Regions from separate parts of the Homo sapiens genome. Here region 2 is linked to region 1. A link is a contact called in ENCODE Hi-C or POLR2A ChIA-PET data. All regions are on one chromosome and are shown on one strand. Each heading gives the region's core, a stretch centred on a gene start or an enhancer-like site at or near the end of the contact. The rest is flanking DNA. Distances are from core to core; before and after follow the strand shown.

Region 1 (4,896 bases), core at 1-2,500:
TGAGCACTGAAGGAACCCGGGTCCCATAAGCCCGTGCTTCTATGGGGGCTGCCCCCTCTCCCATCGCAGGGTAACTGGCACCAGGCTGTTAAGCTGTGGATGGGCAACCGCACAGTGCATTGGATGTGAGTATTTCAGTACGTGGAGCTGGCCAGTGGAGCCGGCCGAGGTCAGGCAGAGCGTACAGCAGCGCGCGTGTCCGTGGGGAGGGAGGGTCCTCCCGCCTCCCCGCCTCCCCGCCAGGCCAGTCCTGTTGCGCCTCCTCCTGCCCCACTCTGACTTTCCAGCGCCCAGGCCGGGGCGCCGCCAGGGCGTCTCTGAGGGTCGCGCCCCGATACCTTCCTCCACCCCACGGCTTCTTCCCCCCAAGGGCGGGGCTGGGGGCCCAGGAGCACCACAGCCCCCATGGGCCCGGGAAATGGCAGCTTCGTCATGGCCCAGCCCGCCACGCTCACCTTTTCCCACCACCTGGAGGATCCACTCTCCGTCCGTCCTTCCCGACCTCAGGCTGCAGAGGAAACCTGGGGGCGGGGGTCGAGGAAGCCGAGCCCCGAGGCTCCCAGCGCCGCCCCAGGAGGAATCTTGCGGGCCACTAGAAGCTGTGCGCGCGGCCGGGCTCGGCCCCCACAACGGCCCGAGCGGCCGGGCCTGCCGCGAGCCTCCGCGTCCAGGTGGGGTCTCCGCGCCCCCATTCCACCCCTCCCCGCCATCGGCGCTCCCCGCAACTGCGGGGTTTCCACCCGCCCCGGCGCTCGCGCCCACTCACGGTCTCCCTCGCCCCCCCGGGAGATGCTCCCGGCGTTCTATCCCGCCCCGCCCTGGCGCGCCCCGCAAACGATGTGACCCCGGCCCCCTGCGGTCTCCCCTCCTCCGGACGCTGCCCCTGCCCCACCTGTGGCGCTCCCGTCATCTCTAGAGCCCCCAACCAGAGTCCTCCAGCCCACCCGCGAGGCTCGCGCACCTGCGATGCGGCCCCACTAGCAGGGACCCGCCCACCTGTGGCGCTACCCCTGCCTCTGCCGCCTCCCGCACCGCTAGCGCGGCCCCCACCTACGACGACCCCCGCGTAGATGCTCCTGCCCACACCCGCCCCAGCCCCGGCCCCTGCCCCTAGCCGCGCCCGCGCCCCCTCCCCCGCAGCCCCTCCCATACGCTCGGGCCCCGCCCGTCACCGCCCATTGGCGCTGGGGCCGGGCGGGGGCGCGGGCGGGGCGGCGGTTCCGAGTCAGGCGCGCGCGGGCAGGGTCCCCATTGCCTGCTGCGCACCCGGACGTGCGGCTCCCCTCGGCCTCCTCGCCATGGACGCGGACGACTCCCGGGCCCCCAAGGGCTCCTTGCGGAAGTTCCTGGAGCACCTCTCCGGGGCCGGCAAGGCCATCGGCGTGCTGACCAGCGGCGGGGATGCTCAAGGTGCGCGCCCCCCTCCCGGCGGCGAGGGAGGGACGGACGGACGGAGCTGGGGAGAACCGGGCGAAGGCGATGGGGTGACCGGAGAGAAGAGGGGGGAAGCGATGGGGGGGACCCGGGGAAAGGTGGCGAAGCGATGGGGAGAACCGGGGAGAAGAGCGGGGAAGCGATGGGGAGAACCGGGAAGAAGCCCGCGCCCGGAAGCGGCAGGGGTACCTGCGGGGCGGCATGAGCCGGCGAGGCAGCCCCGGGGTCCTTGCCCGGTGGGGCGGGGGAGGAAGGGACATGGCGGTAGGAACCTCCATCCGGAAGATCAGTGAGTTTTCCACCTTCGGTTTTGTTTTAAATGGAACCTGGCAGAGGGAGTCGCCTGAAGCGCCCTCGGGGGTCGTTCTGCCTCTGAGCTGTAGGACGGGGCCGGGCGTCCCCTCCGAAGCGTGGGTACAGCGCGATCACTTCCTAAGTGCCCCCCCGCCCCCCAACTCCGCCGCACGCCACCCCCTAGAATGTCGAGGAAGAAACGGCTGGGTCCCCGCGCGCCTCCTGTCGCCTCGTGCCCTGCGCGGCGTGGGCGGGGTCCTGGCTGCTGCAATGCGGGACGCGGCGGGGGTGCGCGGGGTTCCCGCCTGGCGTCTCCAGGGCGGTCCGGCAGCCCCTCGCGTTTCCGCTGGGAGATTTTTAAAAAGGGTTTCCTGCGCTCGCATGTGCTGTCGCCTTCCGGCTCGTGACAAAAACGAAAACCAAAATGGGTCCCAGGCCCTCCCCGCCAGCCTCCGCAGACGGGAAGGATCAGGAAGCGGGGACTCCGGGATGTCAGCGGCGCCGCGGCGCGGGCTCCGGGCTTCCCTGCCCTGCAATGTGGAAGCTGCTCTCTAGGAGGGGCCCGAGGCTGGGCCCACGGACGCGGGCGCGCCGGGAGGATATTTAACATTGAAGAGCGGAAGGTGGCGGAGACTCGGCGCGCCCCAGGCCCCGGGTGCACGTGGGGGCGCCGGTGCCCGGATGATGGAGTGTCCCGATCCGTGCAATCCCTGGCGGGTAGATCGGCGCTTCCCAGGCGAACGCAACCTGGGAGCCTTAGCGATCGCGCAGGCTGGAGACGCGGCGCGCCCCGAGCTGGGTTTTGATTTTTGTTTTCCCGGTTCCTCCTGCCGCAGATGCGTGGAAAGGCCCGGATGGCGGATTTCCTCCCGTTTCGGGGCCGCGCACTGCACAGGGTTGGAGCGGGGATGCACCCCCTGCCCACTGCGCGGGTGACCTTCCCTTCGCCCTTGAGCGCGCGGGGCGGGCGCGGGTGCCGCAGGTTGAGGCGCTGTGGGCGCCGCCCCGCCCGCCACGAGCGCCTACGTGATGCCCGGCCCGTCGTCTCCACGAGCCCCGGCCCCGACACCCGTGCGCCGCGCGCTCCCCAGGCCCGCAGCGCAGCCTCCCCAGGCCCAGCGCCCCCCGCGGGAGACCCGGGTGGCAGCGCCAGGCCCCGCCCCGCAGCCCGCCCTGCAGCGCCCCCGGGAAGTGCTCTGGCGTTAGCATTCCAGTAAAAGGACCCCAGCATCAACGTTCTTCCTGCAGGGCTGGGTTCTCAGAGAAAGAAAACGTGATGCAGCAGAGGATGGGATTGAAGAAACAGGAGAGTGAAGTGGAAATAGCCTGGCCCGCGTGACTTAAACCGGCCCGGAGATGTGCGGGTACGAATGGAGCCGCCTTGGGGTCGGGATAGGACCCAGAGTGGCTTCTCAGTCAAAGGCCTTCAGAAGCAGAGGGAGCACCTTGAGTGACCTTACCTGGGCCGCGAAAGACAAGAAACCTTTGGCACAGGAAGAGGAACTGATCTCTGGAAGCCACCAGGGCGGGTGGAAAGTCAGGGTTTCAAGGTTATTTTGGAATTTAGGTGCTGTGGGCCTTGTACGGTGGCTCATGCTTGTCATCCCAGTGCTTTGGGAGGCCGAGGCAGGAGGCTCGCTTGAGCCGAGGAGTTCCAGAGCATCCTGGGCAACATAGTGAGACTCTGTGTCTACAAAAAAAAAGAAAGAAAAAAAATTAAGATACTGCATGTATTGGAAAATATTTATGGGTCATTCCTTTGAGCTCCATGTCCAAAAGCTTGCTAAAATGCGCGGGAGTTTGTGTACAGGCATGTGAGATTAGGATACATTGGCAGAATCGCGGTGTTCTCTGTTACCCTGGTTTTGCCACCTGGGAGGAGTTAGACATATTGAAGGTTAGTAAGTCCACGCCTCTTCTTTTCTGGGGAAAATGATACTTTGGAAACCAATATTATGTGGGGAACGCGGCTTGGTTGCTGCAACCTCGGGTTAATAGGAGACAGCTGCCCTCAGCTCTGCAGGTGGCATCAAATATGGTGGCCTCGAGCCCACATGGGTCACACCTGGGCTGTCCCTGGGGAAGCCCGCCATGGCGGGTCGCCTGGGCACTCTTTCCCTGGCAGAGCTGAAGTCACAATTTTTTTGTAGACTCTGTAAAGAGCTTTACCCTTCGGTGATACGATCTTGAACCTGTTGGAGCATTTGGACGCATTTCTTTTAAGGAAGTTCACCTCCAGATGTACTCAGAGGGCCTGGTCTTAGCTGCCACAGATTTACAAACCCTTACAGTAAGTAGGTTATTCCTCGAGAATATCTCAGTGTCCCCATTCTTTTACCATTTTATTCTGATTCTATGTTAGTACTTGATTTTCCCTGACATAGAAGACTATTGCTTGTAGCTAGAGATGAGAGAACATATTCACATTCACGTATTAATTTCAGGGGAATTTTCTGTCAGATGTGAAATTATGGTAAAATTCCGTATATTAAGATGATCATAGCTACCATTTGTTGAAAACATTTTGTATTCTAAGAGCTTTACACTTCTTATCTCCAAGCCTAAATACATGATCCCAAGAGAGGCGTGTCCTCATTTTGGAAGTGGGGAGAAAGACTCAGAAAGAAAAGTAAGTTAGGTAAGGGCATGAGGTGCATACGTGATTGTGATAGGAGCAAAACAGATCTTAATTCCAAATATTGTACTCTCCCGTAGACCACGAAGAGTACTTATGTCTGGCTGTGTCACCCAGGCCAGAGTGTAGTGGTGCCATCATAGCTCACTGCAGCCTCAAACTCCTGGGCTCAAGTGATCCTCCTGCCTCAACCTTCTGAGTAGCTGGGAAGACAGGAATGCACCATCATGACCAGCTAATTATTATTATTATTATTATTATTATTTTTGTAGAGACAGGATCTCACTATGCTGCCGAGACTGGCCTTGAACTCCTGGCCTCCTGTAGTGATCCTCCTGCCTTGGCCTCCCAAAGAGCTGGGACTACAGACATGAGCCATTGTGTCAGGCCTCCACCATCTCCACCATGTTTTTCAGGGACCTTTCTTGGTGAAGCTGCTTTATCTAGTTAATGCTCAAAAGTGAGCAAAACCCGATTTGCCCAAAATTACACAGATATTCTTTGGGTGGCTTTGTTAGGGGAACGGAAAATGC
Region 2 (4,896 bases), core at 1,742-4,241, 88 kb before region 1:
TCAGTGAGCCAAGATTGCACCACAGCACTCCAGCCTGTGAACAGAGTAAGACTTGGTCTCAAAATAATAATAATAATAATAATAATAATAATAATAATAATAATAATAATATATTTTAAGCCCAATATGTGAAATATTATTTTAACATATACCTGAGACAAAAATGTCAAGATATTTCTGTTCATTCTGTCATACAAAGTCTTCAAATCTGGTGAGCATTTCCCACCAAGAGTTCGGTTCAGCTTGGACAGGCCACACTGCAGGATCTCAGTGGCCACATGTGGCTAGAGGCCACCCTACTGGGCAGTGCAGAATTAGAATATCTTGCCTTTCCGTGGGTCAGAAATCTGAAACTCTAAATCAAAGAATATTACAAAATATATTCTATGCTATAGCATTCTTTTGTTGGCAATCAAGAAGGTGAAAATACAATTCCGTGGGATGGAGATATTATTTTAAGTTGAATACAGGAATACTTGAAAAGATATTTCTTATTCCTTAATGTATGGATTAGGTGACTCCCCTACATGTCAAACAAGAATCATAGTTCTCAACATTTAGCAGTTTATATGGTCTAGGAGGAAGATTTTAAGGATTACCAGTTACAATATTATTATTATCATTATTATTATAGTGCAATATAGTGCAATAATTCCAACCTGTTTTTAACAAGAAATAAGAGATTTTAAAATAACTAGAACTTAAAACAAGAATAAGTAATAAACGTTGAGTACTTCCTGTATGCCAGATGCCATGATCATAGGATCCTCAAAACCCCATAAAGTAACCACTGTTATTAATTCTATTTTAAAGTTTTTAAAAAGTGCTGGAGGCTGGGCTTGATGGTTCATGTCTATGATACCCATGCTTTGGGAGGCTGGGGTGGGAGGGTCCCTTGAGGCCAGGAGCTCGAGACCAAGCTGGGCAACATATGAAGACCCTGTCTCTACAAAAAACAATTTTAAAAATTATCTACAGATGGTAATGTTTGCCTATAGTCCTAGCTACTCGGGAGGCTGAGACAGGAGGATTGCTTGAGCCCAGGAGGTCAAGGCTGCAGTGATCCATGATTGCACCACTGCACTCCAGACTGGGAAACAGAGTGAGATCCTGTCTTAAAAAAAAAAGAAAAAGAAAGAAAGAAAGAAAGAAAGAAAGAAAGAAAGAAAGAAAGAAAGAAAGAAAGAAAGAAAGAAAGAAAGAAAGAAAGAAGAAAGAAAAGAAAAGAAAAAAAGTGCAGGAGCCCATAGCCTTCCTCCCTGTCGACTAGGGCGCCTCTTTGCCTGGTCCACCAAGGGCCAGGGTGCGGTTACCGCACTGCAGCCAGGGAGGACTGTGAGGACCATGAAGACTGTGAGGACCGTGACGAACTCACACTTCGGTCACAGTCTCAGCAGGCTCCCTAGAAGGATGAGCTTCAGGCCTGCTTCTGCTCTCCAGCAACTTCAGAGGGAAACGTCTTCCAGGTGGAATAAAGAACCCAGGAAAAATGGAGAGGAAACATAGCCCCAGAAATTAATATCCACTGACCTAACAAAGGTTTCAAATGGTGTTTAAGGACCAAAACCAGGTGCCGTGATTTCACACCGTGATTGGTGTCCATTACAGTGAGAACACACCTCATGGCCTCTTTGTTCTCTAAATGCATAAAATATGAATGTTCATTTGAGCTCTTAAGAAGATTGCCTTTATAAGAAAACAGAAAGACAAAATAAAAGAAGGAAGTGAGGAAGGAGGGAGGGAAAGAAAAAAGGGAGAGAAAATCAGGGAAAACAACAACAAAAAAATGGACATTATCGCAGAGGAGCATTTGAGTTTCTCTCTCCCTCTCTCTCTCCTCTTGAACTGGAGGAGCCTTAAGTCAGTCAAACGCTTCCCTCTAGTGTCTGAAATGCTGAATACAGATTTCATTCTCTGAAAACAATGAACAAATCCTTGTAAATTCAGTCTTATGGTACCTGCAGACTCCAATCTACCTTTTAAACTATAATCAAGAAAAAAATTTCAAAAGTAAAATAATTATCCAGTCTTGATTTTCTCCTTACAAATTATGGATTATTCTGGTTTGGTTTTTTTTTTCTGGAAAAGTCATTTAAATCCCAGGGCTGTAAGAAAACTAGGAAAGAAAACTGAATTTTCACAAATCTGATCAATACAGCTTGCATTTAATACAATGATACATTTCTATAACATTTCTGAGAAATTTTAAAATTAAAAATCCTGGCTCTCTTCTTTATCTGGTAGGTTGGTTGTTACAGTTTGGTTTTTTTTTTTCTTACAATTTTAGCTAGAATTCTCACTTCTCACTTTGAGCCACAATTGGTATATCTTGATTGTTACTGTCTCTGGAATAATTAAAAGTAAAAGTTCAGGGCTGGGTGTGGTGGCTGACTCCTGTAATCTCAGCACTTTGAGAGGCCGAGGCAGGTGGGTTGATTGAGGCCCAGGAGTTGGAGACCAGCCTGGTCAACATGGCGAAACCCCGTCTCTACTAAAAATACAAACATGAGCCGGGTGTGGTGGCGCCCACCTGTGGTCCCAGCTGCTCAGAAGGCTGAGACACGAGAATCACTTGAACCTGGGAGGTGGAGGTTGCAGTGAACCAAGATGGCGCCACTGCCCTCCAGCCTGGGCAACAGAGCGAGACTCTGCCTCAAAAAAGAAAAAGAAACCAAAAATGTAAGCATTCAATCTGAAAGCAGCAAAGCAGGGTAAATATTAAACCACTTCAGACATTTCTGCCTTTCAATATAGAAGTTGATCTACATTCCAGAACAATACATATTAAATAAGCCATCACAATCAGTACCTCTGCAATCAATATTGCATATTTATCACAAACATTTCTCCAAAGAGGAGAAAACAAACATGTTAGCATTGGTAAATGTTACTGTCGGAGAAAGGAGACTCAAGCCCTCAGCAAGGCGGGGGCAGCTGCCCAGGGGAACAGGAATTGGGGACAGGCTGGACATTTCCAAGCGTCCAGTAGTTCCTGGCCAGCTTCCTTCTTGACTGGAGACTCTCTGAGCTGCAGTTTGGCCCCACACATTGCAGAACTCCTTTAACAGGCTATGGCAGAAACGGAAGACAAGTGTTGCGAAAATAATCGCATGCTTCAGATGTTTTGTTCTCAGACCAAACTGAGGGGCAGGCGGCTATTTCTCTCAGCCCAATAATGAGATGCAGATGAACTGGGGAGGAAGAGAGATTTTATTTTCTGCCACCGGTTACAGGGAGAAGACCTGGAAATTATTGCCAGACAAACTCAAAATTACAAAGTTTTCCAGAGCTTATCTACCTTCTAAGCATTCATCTAAAGACACAGATGATAAACTTCTTCTAGTCTATAACTAATATCTGAGTCCTGAAGACCTTCCTCTCGAGCCTCAGTAAGTTTACTTCACCAAATGGTCCAGGTTCCGGGGTGATTACCCTTATCTTGTCTCCTGCTAAATCATGGAGGTTTGGGCAGTTCCTTCAGGCCCCAATAAAACTTGTTTAATCCTAAATGGGCCCTGTTAAGAATTCCTTCATTATTTTGTCATGCTTTAAGGCCCAGGAAAGGCCTACTGAAACTGTTGTTACGGAGGCCTGCATTAGTGAGACCTGGCCTGCCACAATTTCATATGATTCTTTTTTAGCATGGAAAATTCTGGAAACTGTTCTGACATCCTCTGGTTTGTGGAAAGTCCAGCACAGAGCAAGACAACTTGCAGAGTATTGGGGCTTGTCTTTTATCTTCAAAGGGAACACTGAAACAATAATACTTACATCTGAGTTCCTCCTATGGGCTAGGGGCTGTTGTAACTTCATCACATGTGTTTGTTTGTTTGATGTTCACAGCAAAGGATGTTGTTGGCATGATCACGTTCCCTGTGTCACAGAGAGGAACCTGAGGCACAGACAGAAAAATCAGTTTGCCCAGATTCGCACAGCCAGTGAGTGACTAAGGGAGCATTCCGAGGAGAAAGAAAAACATACTTGAATGAAAGCAGTTGCTTGAGGGGAACCTTGGTCTACTTTTTTTTTTTTTTTTTTCTGAGATGGAGTCTTGCTCTGTCACCCAGGCTGCAGTACAATGGCGCGATCTCAGCTTACTGCAACCTCCGCCTCCTGGGTTCAAGCGATTCTCCTGCCTCAGCCTCCTGAGTAGCTGCGATTACAGGCACGTGCCATCGTGCCTGGCTATTTTTGTATTTTTAGTAGACGTGGGGTTTCACCATGTTGGTCAGGCTAGTCTCAAACTCCTGACCTTGTGATCTACCCATCTCAGCCTCCCAAAGTGCTGGGATTACAGACATGAGCCACTGCGTCCAGCCTGGTCTACTTTTAATATTGTTTTATTACTCGTATTTAAAGGAGTATTTTTCCTCCTCCGCCAATACACTGACTTATGTGAGTAGTCAACTCTTCTGAGCCATGCAACCCCGCTGTTTAAATGACTCGCGGCTTTGTCACTCCCAAATCCTACAGTAAAATGTATCTGGTGGAGAAATGAACAGACTTGTCTCCTTAAATGAGTGTGGAGAACAGAATGAGTTAAAGGAAAACAAAACAATAAAGCATTCATGTATTTAAAAGATCTGGCCGAATAGTTTGCTAACCTAAAGAAAATGATTCAGAGGCTGGGCATGGGGGCTCATGCCTGTAATCCCAGCACTTGGGAGGCTGAGGTGGGAGGATTTCTTGAGCCCAGGATTTCAACACCAGCCTGGGCCACATAGTGAGACCTCATCTGTACAAAAAACAAAAAATAAAAAACTAGCCAGGCGTGATAGCATGCAACTGTTGCCCCGGCTACTCAGGAGGCTAGACGGGGAGATTTGCTTGAGCCTGGGTGGTCAAGGTTTGTGGTGAGTCGTGGTCACCCCACTGTCTGGGTGACAAAGCAAAAAA

What was found. A loop is a pair of places that touch in the nucleus more often than their neighbours do. ChIA-PET counts read pairs that join two places held with the same protein, here RNA polymerase II (POLR2A). Pooled maps may share reads with other maps.
Region 2: a loop to region 1 is called in a pooled map, with 2.8 times the contacts of the local background. The contact joins the enhancer-like site here to the promoter of PFKP in region 1. A Hi-C loop is called at or near these places in 1 of 37 single-sample maps with no recorded cell type and 2 of 50 pooled maps. POLR2A ChIA-PET finds 5 or more read pairs at or near these places in 3 of 52 experiments (H1 and activated CD4-positive, alpha-beta T cell).

The regions. Positions count from the first base shown.
Region 1 is chr10:3,066,298-3,071,193 of GRCh38, forward strand. PFKP (phosphofructokinase, platelet) reads left to right here and starts at 1,251. Exons shown (of 22, transcript NM_002627.5): 1 at 1,251-1,410. The coding sequence starts at 1,299. LOC124902536 (wiskott-Aldrich syndrome protein family member 1-like) reads left to right here and starts at 273. Exons shown (of 1, transcript XM_047426132.1): 1 at 273-1,051. The coding sequence starts at 406. The coding sequence ends at 843. PFKP-DT (PFKP divergent transcript) reads right to left here and starts at 636. Exons shown (of 4, transcript NR_160681.1): 1 at 456-636. RefSeq lists silencers at 980-1,079, 1,090-1,489, 1,910-2,089, 2,503-2,683, 2,770-2,969 and an enhancer at 2,290-2,359.
Region 2 is chr10:2,976,418-2,981,313 of GRCh38, forward strand. It overlaps LOC105376352 (a long non-coding RNA gene), which reads right to left. Exons shown (of 4, transcript XR_001747271.2): 3 at 153-355; 4 at 1-34. Among named protein-coding and RNA genes, the nearest start is that of PFKP-DT, 88 kb to the right of the region's middle. Within about 2 kb of position 2,992, at least 2 of the 41 ENCODE cell types and tissues checked have a DNase peak (open chromatin) inside an H3K27ac peak, as active enhancers do.